3 separate regions of the Homo sapiens genome follow, and regions 2 and 3 are each linked to region 1. The links are chromatin contacts, found by Hi-C in ENCODE. All regions are on one chromosome and are shown on one strand. Each heading gives the region's core, a stretch centred on a gene start or an enhancer-like site at or near the end of the contact. The rest is flanking DNA. Distances are from core to core; before and after follow the strand shown.

Region 1 (3,510 bases), core at 656-3,155:
ATTTGCTCCTGGAAAGTTTTTTCTTTTCTATTTCCATGCAAGGACATCTCTGAGGACAATGGTTAGTAAGCCCCATGGAATCTTTCACATCACTTATTATTTTTGCTGTTTTGTTGGGGGGAGTAGGGCAGGAATTGTATTCTGAAGTATAGACAGTTATAGACCTTCCCCTGGCTAAAGATGGATGTAACAATATCTTCCATCCTACGAGTTCTTCTTACAAAATAAGCAGTTATTTCCCCATCAAGAAGTAGAGTCTCTGTTTCCTCTCCTTGAAACTTGCACCTTTTGACTGCCTCAACAAAAGAGTATGGCAGAATGGCACCAAGTGACTTCCAAGGCAACATCATAAAAGGTGATGCAGCTTCTACCTGTCTTTCTAGGATGCTTTCTCTTAGAAACAAGCCACCATGTTATGAGGGAACTGTGCCATCATGAAAAGAGGGTTCCTAGATTTCCACCCTCTAATAATTTGTTGTGACCTACTACCCACCACACCTTAGAAGCCAATACTTGATATTTTTTAGGTGCCCACTTCCAGGTATCCACATTCTGAATCACTTTGGATTAGATTCAGCTACACATAACAGATAAATACAAATAACAGTGGCTTACATAAGGTAGAAGTATATTTCTGTTCAACACAGAGGACTCCAGAGGTAGGGAATCCAGGATTTTTATGGTAGTTGCATGATTATCAGGATTCAGTTTCTTCTCTCTTAGTGCTCTGTTATTCTTAATTTGATGCCTTATGTTCCAAGATAGCTGCTTGAACTCTAATCATCATGCCTACTCTCTAGCCAGGAGTAAGGAAAAAGGTAGGAGAAAAAGATCATTCTTCTTCCTTTAAGGGCACTTATTAGAAGTTTTACGTACAGCTTTCCATTTATACTCCATTTTTCAGCAACTCGTCATCTGGCTGCACTTAGCTGGAAGGGAAGATGGGAAATGTTTTTATTCTGGGTAGACATGTACCATAGTCATGTACCATGAGTAGCCCTTAGTCACATTTTCTTTAAAATTACTTAGCTGTGTTTTATATTTTCTTTATATCATTTTCTCATGAATTTAAACTTTTAAATGAACTGTGTTATGCAAGGGAACATTACTGGGACTTAATCAGAAAGGGGGCATTTTGGGATGATAAAGATGAGAAAATTAAACCTCACATGTGTCCTTGGGACCTGGACTCCCAGGACCTCATTCATTCCTGGTAACTGAATCCCCCACACCAACCCTTATTAACCATTCTCACGGCAAGCTATAGTCTTCCCAAAAGGATTTATTATTTGCATTTTGGGGAGGCAATTAGAAGTTTACAGTAAGATTTAAGTTTGATAAGAACCCCAGTGCCGTTTTCTGTATTTCATCTCAATAACCTGACGAAGGATTTTTTTTTTCCCTAGCTTAATAAACTTTGTCAAATCTGATACTAGGAGAAAAAGCTGTTTGATCAAATGAAAACTTCTTTTTGTTTATCAAAAATAAGTTGATAAGAGATTCAGGAGCCCCCTCTTATTTGTGAGTGATATGTTCCAAGACGCCAGTGGATGCCTGGAACCATGGATACTGCCAAACCCTATACTATGTTTTTTCCTATATATACATATGTATGATAAAATTTACTTTGAAATTAGGCACAGTATGAGACTAACAACAATAACTAATAATAAAATAGAACAATTGTAACAATACAGTGTAATAAAAGTTATGTGAATGTGGTCTCTCTCAAAATATCTCATGCACCATACTCACCCTCCTTTTTCTTGTAATCTAGTGATCACAAGGAAACTCAGATGACTGCTGAGTGACTAACAGGCAGGTAGCATATACAGCATGGATATGCTGGGCAGAGATGATTCATATCCTGGGTGGGATGGAGTAGAATGGTGCAAGATTTTATCATGCTATTCAGGAAAATGCCCAGTTTAAAACTTGTGAGTTGTTTATTTCTGAAAATTTCCATTTAATATTTTCAAACTGAAGTTGTCCATGGGTAGCTGAAACCACAGAAAGTGAAACGGAGAAGAGTGACTACTGTAATGACTTATCTCTTGTTGTGTCTATGAGGAAGATTAATGAGGCATTCGGGTGATAAAAACTCACTAAATTCATTCACGTATTCTTCAGTACTATTAACTGGGTTCTTATATGGCAGATGCAGCACTAGCTGCTGGGGATATTGTGATGAATAGAACAGCCAGTCTTGACTGTAGTAGGCTGAATAATGACCACAAATAATGATCCAAGTCCTAATCCACAGAACCGGTGAATATGTTACCCTATATAATAAAAGAGACTTTGCAGATGTGATGAAATTAAGGATCTTGTTGTGGGGAGAATATTCTGGATTATCTGGGTGGGCCCTGAATGAAATCACAGTGTCCTTCTAAGAGGGATGCAGAGGGAATGTGAGAGAAGAGGAAGAAGGCAATATGATAAAGCAAGGGGAGGTGCAGAGCCGTGGGCCTCGGAGGCAGGACAGCTTCCAGAAGAAGGAAAAGGCCACAAAAAGGATTCTCCCCCAGAGCCTCCATCTGGAGTGGGGCCCTTCCCACAACTCTATTTCAGCCCACCAAAACAGCCAACTTTTGGTCTCCAAAACTGAGAAAGAATAAATTTCTACTGTTGTAAGCCACCAATTTTGTAGTGATTTGTTACAGCAGCTACAAAAAACTAATACATTGCCTTTCACAGAGCTTCTAACCTAGTGGGTTAAAAGGCAATGAGAATAAGGAATGAGACAATATCTTATCAGAAACTTGAAAGAGCAATAGGGGTTAGTCTGGGTAAGAGAGTGGGGAAGGGAAAAATCAGAGATAGCTATAAGTGTTGAGTTTTAAAAAGTCAGCCAGCCTCTTTGGAGAATGCTTTTGTGGGGGCAAGGGATTGGGAGGAATGTTGTGGCAAAAAATGAGGCTGAATGAATCATTAAGCAGGGGATAGATGATGAGGGTTCAAGTCATGCTAAGGAGTTTGCACTGCATTCTTAGAGCCTGGGGGCTGTACAAGAGTCCTGAGCAGAGGGATAGCATAATCAGGCCTCCATTTTAGAAAAACTTCTCAGACTGTAGGGTGGGTTATTGGAAAGCCCCTCATACCACATCACTCTCTTCAGGACCCATTCTTGGGCCTTTCGGGTTTAGACATTTTGTCTTACTATTTTGGTCATTTTCCTAAACATGAACTTTTATTTGCAAGATTCTCTTGGTTTCAAGAGATCTCTTTTTGCTTTCTCTCCCTTGAACTCCAGACACATATATCTGTGTGCCTCCTCAACAACTCCATTTGGATAATAATAAGTATCTAAAATTTAGCATTCCCAAACTGATCTGCAGATTTTCTCTTATCCTAAAGCTGTTCCACATCTCAATAAATGATGACTCCTTTTCAATTGTTCAAGTCAAATACCTTGGAATTGCCCATGACTTTTCTTTTCTCTCATGTCCTACATGCAATCCAACAGGAAATTCTTGATAAGAAACACTTCCAAAATCTGATCACTTCTTG
Region 2 (3,510 bases), core at 495-2,994, 51 kb after region 1:
ACCAAACCAAATGTCCAACAATGATAGACTGGATTAAGAAAATGTGGCATATATACGCCATGGAATACTATGCAGCCATAAAAAATGATGATTTCATGTCCTTTGTAGGGACATGGATGAAATTGGAAATCATCATTCTCAGTAAACTATGGCAAGAACAAAAAACCAAACGCCGCGTATTCTCACTCATTGGTGGGAATTGAACAATGAGAACACATGGACACAGGAAGGGGAACATCACACTCTGGGGACTGTTGTGGGGTGGGGGGAGGGGGGAGGGGTGGCATAGGGAGATATACCTAATGCTAGATTATGAGTTAGTGGGTGCAGCGTACCAGCATGGCACATGTATACATATGTAAGTAACCTGCACATTGTGCACATGTACCCTAAAACTTAAAGTATAATAAAAAAAAGAAAAAAAAAAGTTGGAAAAAAAAAAAAGATGAGGATCCAGTTTCATTCTCCTATGTATGGCTAGCCAATTATTTCAGCACCATTTGTTGAAAAGGGTGTCCTTTCCCCATTTTACATTTTAGTTTGCTTTGTCAAAGACCAGGGGGCTGTAAATATTTGGGTTTATTTCTGGGTTCTCTGTTCGGTTCCATTGGTCTATGTGCCTATTTTTATAGCAGTACCATGCTGTTTTGGTGACTATGGCCTTATAGTATAGTTTGAAATCAGGTAATGTGATGCCTCCAGATTTGTTCCTTTTGCTTAGTCTTGCCTTGACTCTGCATGCTCTTTTTTGGTTCCATATGAATTTTAGATTTTTTTTTTTATTCTGTGAAGAATGATGGTGATATTTTGATGGGAATTGTGTTGAATTTGTAGATTGCTTTGGGCAGTATGGTCATTTTTACAATATTGATTCTACCCATTCATGAGTTTGGGATGTACTTCCATCTCTTTGTGTCATCTATGATTTCTTTAAGCAGTATTTAGTAGTTTTCCTGTAGAGGTCTTTCACCTCCTTGGTTAGGTATATTCCTAAGTATTTTTTTTTTTTTTTTTTTTGCAGCTATTGTAAAAGGGGTTGAGATCTTAATTTGATTCTCAGGTTGGTCATTGTTGGTGTATAGAAGAACTACTGATTTGTGTATATTAATTTTGTATTCGGAAATTTTGCTGAATTCTTTTATCAAGAGTTGTGCAACTTAATACTCAAAAGTGTTTATACTACTGTTATTGTTTGTCTATTTTTTTGGAAAGAAATATGTATTGTCTGAACACTATTATAAAAATAGTAACAAAATTTAAAATAAATTTTATTGACTAATAGATTAACATATTTGTATTTTAAAAATATTTGCAGCCTTTTACACTCCCATATGTAATCTTTCGATGATGTAATTATAGGGTAGACATAGTTTTGCGTTTCATTCTGTTGACATAGTATAATTTTTAATGACCATGTGGCCATTTCTCTACTGTGAGAGGAGCTTTATTGTTAAAGGTATCTCATCTTCACCACCCAAAAACATTATGTGCTATTTCAGGGGCCAACTAGACTTAGACTTTCAACAACTGCCTTGCATTGGAACAGAAATGATTGGAACTAATCCTGCCATAAATCTCTGTTAAAAAACAACTAAAAACAAAACAACTATTAGATTGGCATGTCTGAGCTCAGACTCTCCTTGGGCAGGGCTTGCCGCAGCTGCTGTGGGGGATAGGGGTGTGGTTCCCAGGCCAATGGAGTTATGTTCCCAAGGGGATTATGGTTGCCTCCGCTGAGTCATACAGGTCATCAGGGAAGTGAGGGAAAGCCAGCAGTCACAGGACTCACCCTGCTCCCACACAGCCTGCAGTCCCAAAGGCCGATCTCACTCCCACTATGTACCCCTCAACAGTACCAAGTCTATTTCCAGGCAGCCAGTGACCAAGGCTGAGAGCTCACCTCAGACCACCAGCCTCCCTGCTGAGAAAGTAAGCAGACTCAGAGTTTTTCAGCATGTCAGGGAGCCTGCAGTGGCAATCCAGTTCCTTCAAAGGGTCGGTGGATTCTCTCAGCTTTTCTGGTATGTTGCTGCAGTAGTTCTTGGAGCAAAATTTATGATGTGATTTTCTACATGCTGCTCTGTCTGTCCAAGCCTGAGAGCTGCAAGCTAGTCCTGCTTCCCATCCACCATCTTAATCCTCAGAATGGTTATTTTTAAAAAGACAAAAAATAACAAATACTGGCAAGGATGCAGAGAAAGTGGAATGCTCATACAGTGTTAGTGGGAATGTACAGTAGGACAGCCATTATGGAAAACAGTATGGAGGTTCCTTAAAAATTAAAAATAGAAATGTCATATGATCTAGCAATCCCACTACTGGCATTTATTCAAATAAAAGGAAATCAGTATATTGAAGAGATATCTGCGCTCACATATTCACTGCAACACTATTCACAGTAGTCAAAATATGAATCAACCTAAGTGTTCATCAACAGATGAAGGGATAAAGGAAATGTGGTACATATACCTAGTGAAATACTGTTCAACCATAAAACAGAACAAAATTCTGTCATTCTCAGCAACATGAATATCTTGGAGTACATTCTGTTAAGTGTCAGGCACAGAAAAATAAAGACTGCATGTTCTCACTTATATGTAGGACCTAAAAAAGTGAAGCTCATTAAAGTAGAAAACAGAAGTGTGGTTATTAGGGCCCAGGGAGAGGATGTAGAAATACTGTTGGTTAAGTGATACAAAATTACAGTTACATGTGCGTATATTCCTCCCATATATGGGGACTATATATAGGAGGAATATGTGTGCATGTGTGTGTGATATATATAAATATTTCTCTATATATATGGAATGAGTTCTTGTTTTCTATAGCACTGTACGGTGACTATAGTTAACAATAATTTGTTGTATATTTTCAAATAGGAGAAGAGAGAATTCTGAATGTTCTCAACACAAAGATATGGTAAATATTTGAGGTGACGACTATATTAATCATCCTGATTTAATCATTACATATTTTATATATACATATACATATGTATGTATCAAAATATCACTCTGAACCCCATAAATATATACAACTGTTACAAGTCAATTAAAAATGAAGAAAATTAAGTCAGTCTGCATATACTAACATGGAATGAGACAAAGGTCTAATATGTAAATAAATGTAAATATTTATGAATATATAAAATAGCTTTAGTATGATTAGATACATCAGAAAATTGATTAGTTATAACTTTTTCTTGAATACATTCTTCTTGGAGCTATCTCTAGGCTTTCTATACATCATTGCCATTCATCATTATTCTAGAAACCCTCTTTGCCTAGACTCTGAGTCAGATTTCTTATTTCCTGGATCTTATGTTTTTACATTTATTGCTTTATTTTACATTTTTGGGTGCAATATGTTCTTCAACAGCTTCTCAAGAAGTAAAGAAAATGTATTCTTGAGAAGCTTTCATAATTGTAAATGTTTTTATTTTTGCTCACATTTAATAGTTTGATTTGGGATAGAAATACATTGGGAATTTTTTTTCCTCATAATTTGGAA
Region 3 (3,510 bases), core at 548-3,047, 41 kb before region 1:
TCGCAAAATGGTAGGTCAAATTCATGGCAGGTAGGAAGTTTTCAGAGAGAATTTATATACGTCAGCTACATAGATTGCTTAAGGTAATGATTATATACATATATGAAAGCCTGAATATAGTATAAATCACCCATATTAATACTTTTAATACATAATAGACACATTTTGATTTGTAAACAATTTTGAGGAAGGCTGTTTTTATTAGTTTGCCAGCTATATGGAGAATGCTTGAGATTCAAGTCAGTGATTCAAATAACATGCCACATACAGGCCAGCTACTGCTGCAGACATTTTCATATTCTCTCTTTTGGTCTTTCCAATAGCATTGTGAAGGGGGTATTATTAACTTTCAAGATGAGGTTCAGAGTGGCTGATTAGATATTTCTTTTCACACCAAAGGTCTCAGAGCACTTTCTACGTGTGTCAGTGCTTTAAAGACAAGTAAGTCACATCTGCTGTTCTTGGAAGTTTCTGTTTTAACTCCTAAAACACCTTTTGTCTTTCTTTGATATTAAGTGGATATCTCAGCTCTACAAAAAGCAGCAATGTTTAATAAAGTGATTTGTGCCAGTGGATGTTGTGTGGGTTTCAGAAGATGTGAAGAACAGATTCAAGACATGAAAGGTATTGAAATCAAGAGGCTGCCCTTCTCTAGGTTGAAAGAAATTTTGTGGCTTCTATTTGTTCTTGCATGTTGAAAAGTTAAGAGTAGATAGATGTAGATTTAAAAATATTTGTCAAATGAATACTAATTTGCTAGATTCTTTCACATACAATTTGCCATCCAGTCCTTGAAACGACTCTATAAGAAAGATGTTAACTTCATTTCACTGATGAGGCACCTGAAGCTGTGTGATGTTATGGAAATTGCCTGGCTAGAATTGGAGGTGATTTGAGCCTAGTCTCAGAACAATAGTCTACTGTTGCATTTCCATGGAGCAAAACTTGTATCTCTCATTTTTATGAATATGAAAAATGAAGGGGCCAGTTTTGACTGGAAACTTGTTCTCCTTTCTAGTTTTAAATTTAGTTTAATACTGAGAGATGAATATTGGATTTTTAAATATTTACAGTCCATTTAAATTATGTCAATAAGGAGCTATGGTGCCAAAGTGTTTATAGTATCATATTTTAAAGTCTCTCCTATTATGAATACGATGCCAAAGTTTCTTATGCTGGAAAGAACTTTAAGATGATGCAGTTGAAAAATAATTGAAGTTGCTATTAAGTATGGAATCTTATAAGAAAATATGTTGGGGAAATACTCTATAAATTAAAATCTCCACTTATAAATAAGTTACAAATATTATAACTATTTGAGAATTCGACAACTAAAGTTGTTGTTGTTTTTTTTTAATGCATTCTGGTCCAAGCTCCTAGTAAACATAGCTTATTACGTTGACTACTTATAAGCAGCTGCTTTTTGCAAACCACTGACTCTGACAGGAACTATCAAGCAGTTCTAATTCGAAGGTCAGCTATTGCAAGGTGATTCATTAGCTCCTTAATCATACAAATATGGCCAAAGCCACACTCCCTCAATATAGATAATGGGTACGGCAAACGAGTTCTGCTTGCAACGCTGTAGCTGACCTTTGAAAGAAATCTGTCCTTGTGAGCTGAGTCTCCTTATTTCCTTTTTTTCTGGGCAGATGGTGACTTTTCTCCCTGAGATACCAGCTCTACTAAATACTGCTTTTATGCTAGTCATTTAAGGCTTAGTTATAGGCATCAGAAACAACCAGGAGAGTCTTACAAATTATTTAAATAAGATCTTTAAATAAGATCTGAAAATGTGACTCAGCCTGCAGAACTTACGTGGGCCCTGCCCACACTGCTGCTTAGTCAGCTCTCCCTACTGTCCCTGCTCATCATCTTTCTCATTCAGTAGTGGTAAAGCAGACTCACTCTGTTCCTCTGTTTTTTGTTTTTTATTTTATATTTAAAAATATATTTTCCATTTTATTGTGATAAGAACATTTAAACATGAGATCTTTCCTCTTAACAGATTTTAAATATGCAATACAATATTTTTATCTATAGGCACGATGTTTTACAGCAGATCTCTGGGACTTACTAATGTCATATAACTGAAGGTATATACCCACTGATTGGCAGTTTCCCATTTCTCCCTCCCTGTGTCCTCAGCCTCTGGCAGCCACCATTTTATGAGTTTGACCACTTCACAAATCTTTTTTTTTTTTTTGACAGAATCTCTCTCTGTCACCCAGGCTGGAGTGCAGTAGCGCAATTTCTGCTCACTGCAAACTCCCGGGTTCAAGAGATTCTCCTGTGTCAGCCTCCGGAGTAGCTGGAATTACAGGCAGGCACTACCACATCTGGCTAATTTTTGTAGTTTTAGTAGAGACGGGGTTTCGCCATATTGGCCAGGCTGATCTCAAACTCCTGACCTCAGGTGATCCGCCCTCCTTGGCCTGCCAAAGTGCTGGGATTTCAGGTGTGAGCCAACGTGCCCAGCCCACTTTACATTTCTTATATAAGTAGAAGCATGTAGTATTTATTCTTCTGTGACTGGCTTATTTCACTTAGCAACAAAAACACCTAATAATATAATAAAACAATGGGCTACATACTTGAATAGACATTTCTCCAAAGAGGACATACAAATGATTATGTATCGACAGAAAAAGTATGATCCATTGCCTCCCCATCATAAGGGTCACAGCCAACACCCCATATCAAAAGACATGTTAACAAGAGAAAAGCGTAAGAAGTTTATTTGATCAAGTTTCTTTGTGACACAGAATCTTTCAGAATGAAGACCCAAAGATACAGGGGAGGCTATCCGATTTTGGGCTTAGGTTTGATGAAGTAGAGACTGTCATGTAGAAATGTGATTGGACAAAAAGGAGTATGATCTAATAGTAATAGACTGATTTGGGGGGCTGGGGAAAACCAAGCGAGGCCTGTGTCCAGATTCTCCTTGGCTGCTCTATGCAGCATTTTTAATTTCCAGGTCTGAGGGAGGACACTCTCTGGAATGGGAGTCTTATGACCTACAGTCAAGGTAGGTCAGATTATTTATTTATGTCTGTTCTTACAGAGAAAGGTGGGGAGAAAGTTAGAGTGGTATTTTTAGGTTTTATGTTGGCTTTGGGGAAAAGGGGTTCTGGTGTCTATGACCCACCTGGAGAGAACAGGGATTCTAGTTTTTAAGGCTAGCCTTGGGAGAGAATGAGGCTGAGAGACAGGAGGAGGTCAGAAAGGGATTTTGCTTCTGAAGCTGCTTCTGAGGTCTTCACTTTGGAGTATCATTTTCTGAGCCTCAGCAGCCAACAAGTATGTGAAAAAGTCATTAATCATCAGGGAAATGCAAATTAAAACCAAAATGAGATATCACCACATATCTATTAGGATGGCTATTATATATAAAAAAGATAACAAATGTTGGGGAGGATGTGGAGAAAAGGGAACCCTTTACACTGTGGGTGGGAATGCAAAGTGGTACAGTCATTATGGAAAACAGCATGGAGATTCTCAAAAAATCAA

What was found. Hi-C counts contacts between places; a loop is a spot of excess contacts on that map. Pooled maps may share reads with other maps.
Region 2: a loop to region 1 is called in a map of PC-9, with 2.2 times the contacts of the local background. The contact joins two enhancer-like sites. A Hi-C loop is called at or near these places in 3 of 168 maps with a recorded cell type or tissue (HepG2, PC-3 and PC-9).
Region 3: a pooled map shows a loop between it and region 1 (4-fold over the local background). The contact joins two enhancer-like sites. A Hi-C loop is called at or near these places in 1 of 168 maps with a recorded cell type or tissue (tibial artery) and 1 of 50 pooled maps.

Annotation. Positions count from the first base shown.
Region 1 is chr2:53,402,551-53,406,060 of GRCh38, reverse strand. No RefSeq gene overlaps it. Among named protein-coding and RNA genes, the nearest start is that of CHAC2, 360 kb to the left of the region's middle. RefSeq lists an enhancer at 960-2,159. Within about 2 kb of position 1,905, at least 3 of the 41 ENCODE cell types and tissues checked have a DNase peak (open chromatin) inside an H3K27ac peak, as active enhancers do; they include PC-3 and PC-9, where a contact is called at or near this core.
Region 2 is chr2:53,351,830-53,355,339 of GRCh38, reverse strand. No RefSeq gene overlaps it. Among named protein-coding and RNA genes, the nearest start is that of CHAC2, 410 kb to the left of the region's middle. Within about 2 kb of position 1,744, at least 4 of the 41 ENCODE cell types and tissues checked have a DNase peak (open chromatin) inside an H3K27ac peak, as active enhancers do; they include PC-3 and PC-9, where a contact is called at or near this core.
Region 3 is chr2:53,443,883-53,447,392 of GRCh38, reverse strand. No RefSeq gene overlaps it. Among named protein-coding and RNA genes, the nearest start is that of CHAC2, 320 kb to the left of the region's middle. Within about 2 kb of position 1,797, at least 2 of the 41 ENCODE cell types and tissues checked have a DNase peak (open chromatin) inside an H3K27ac peak, as active enhancers do.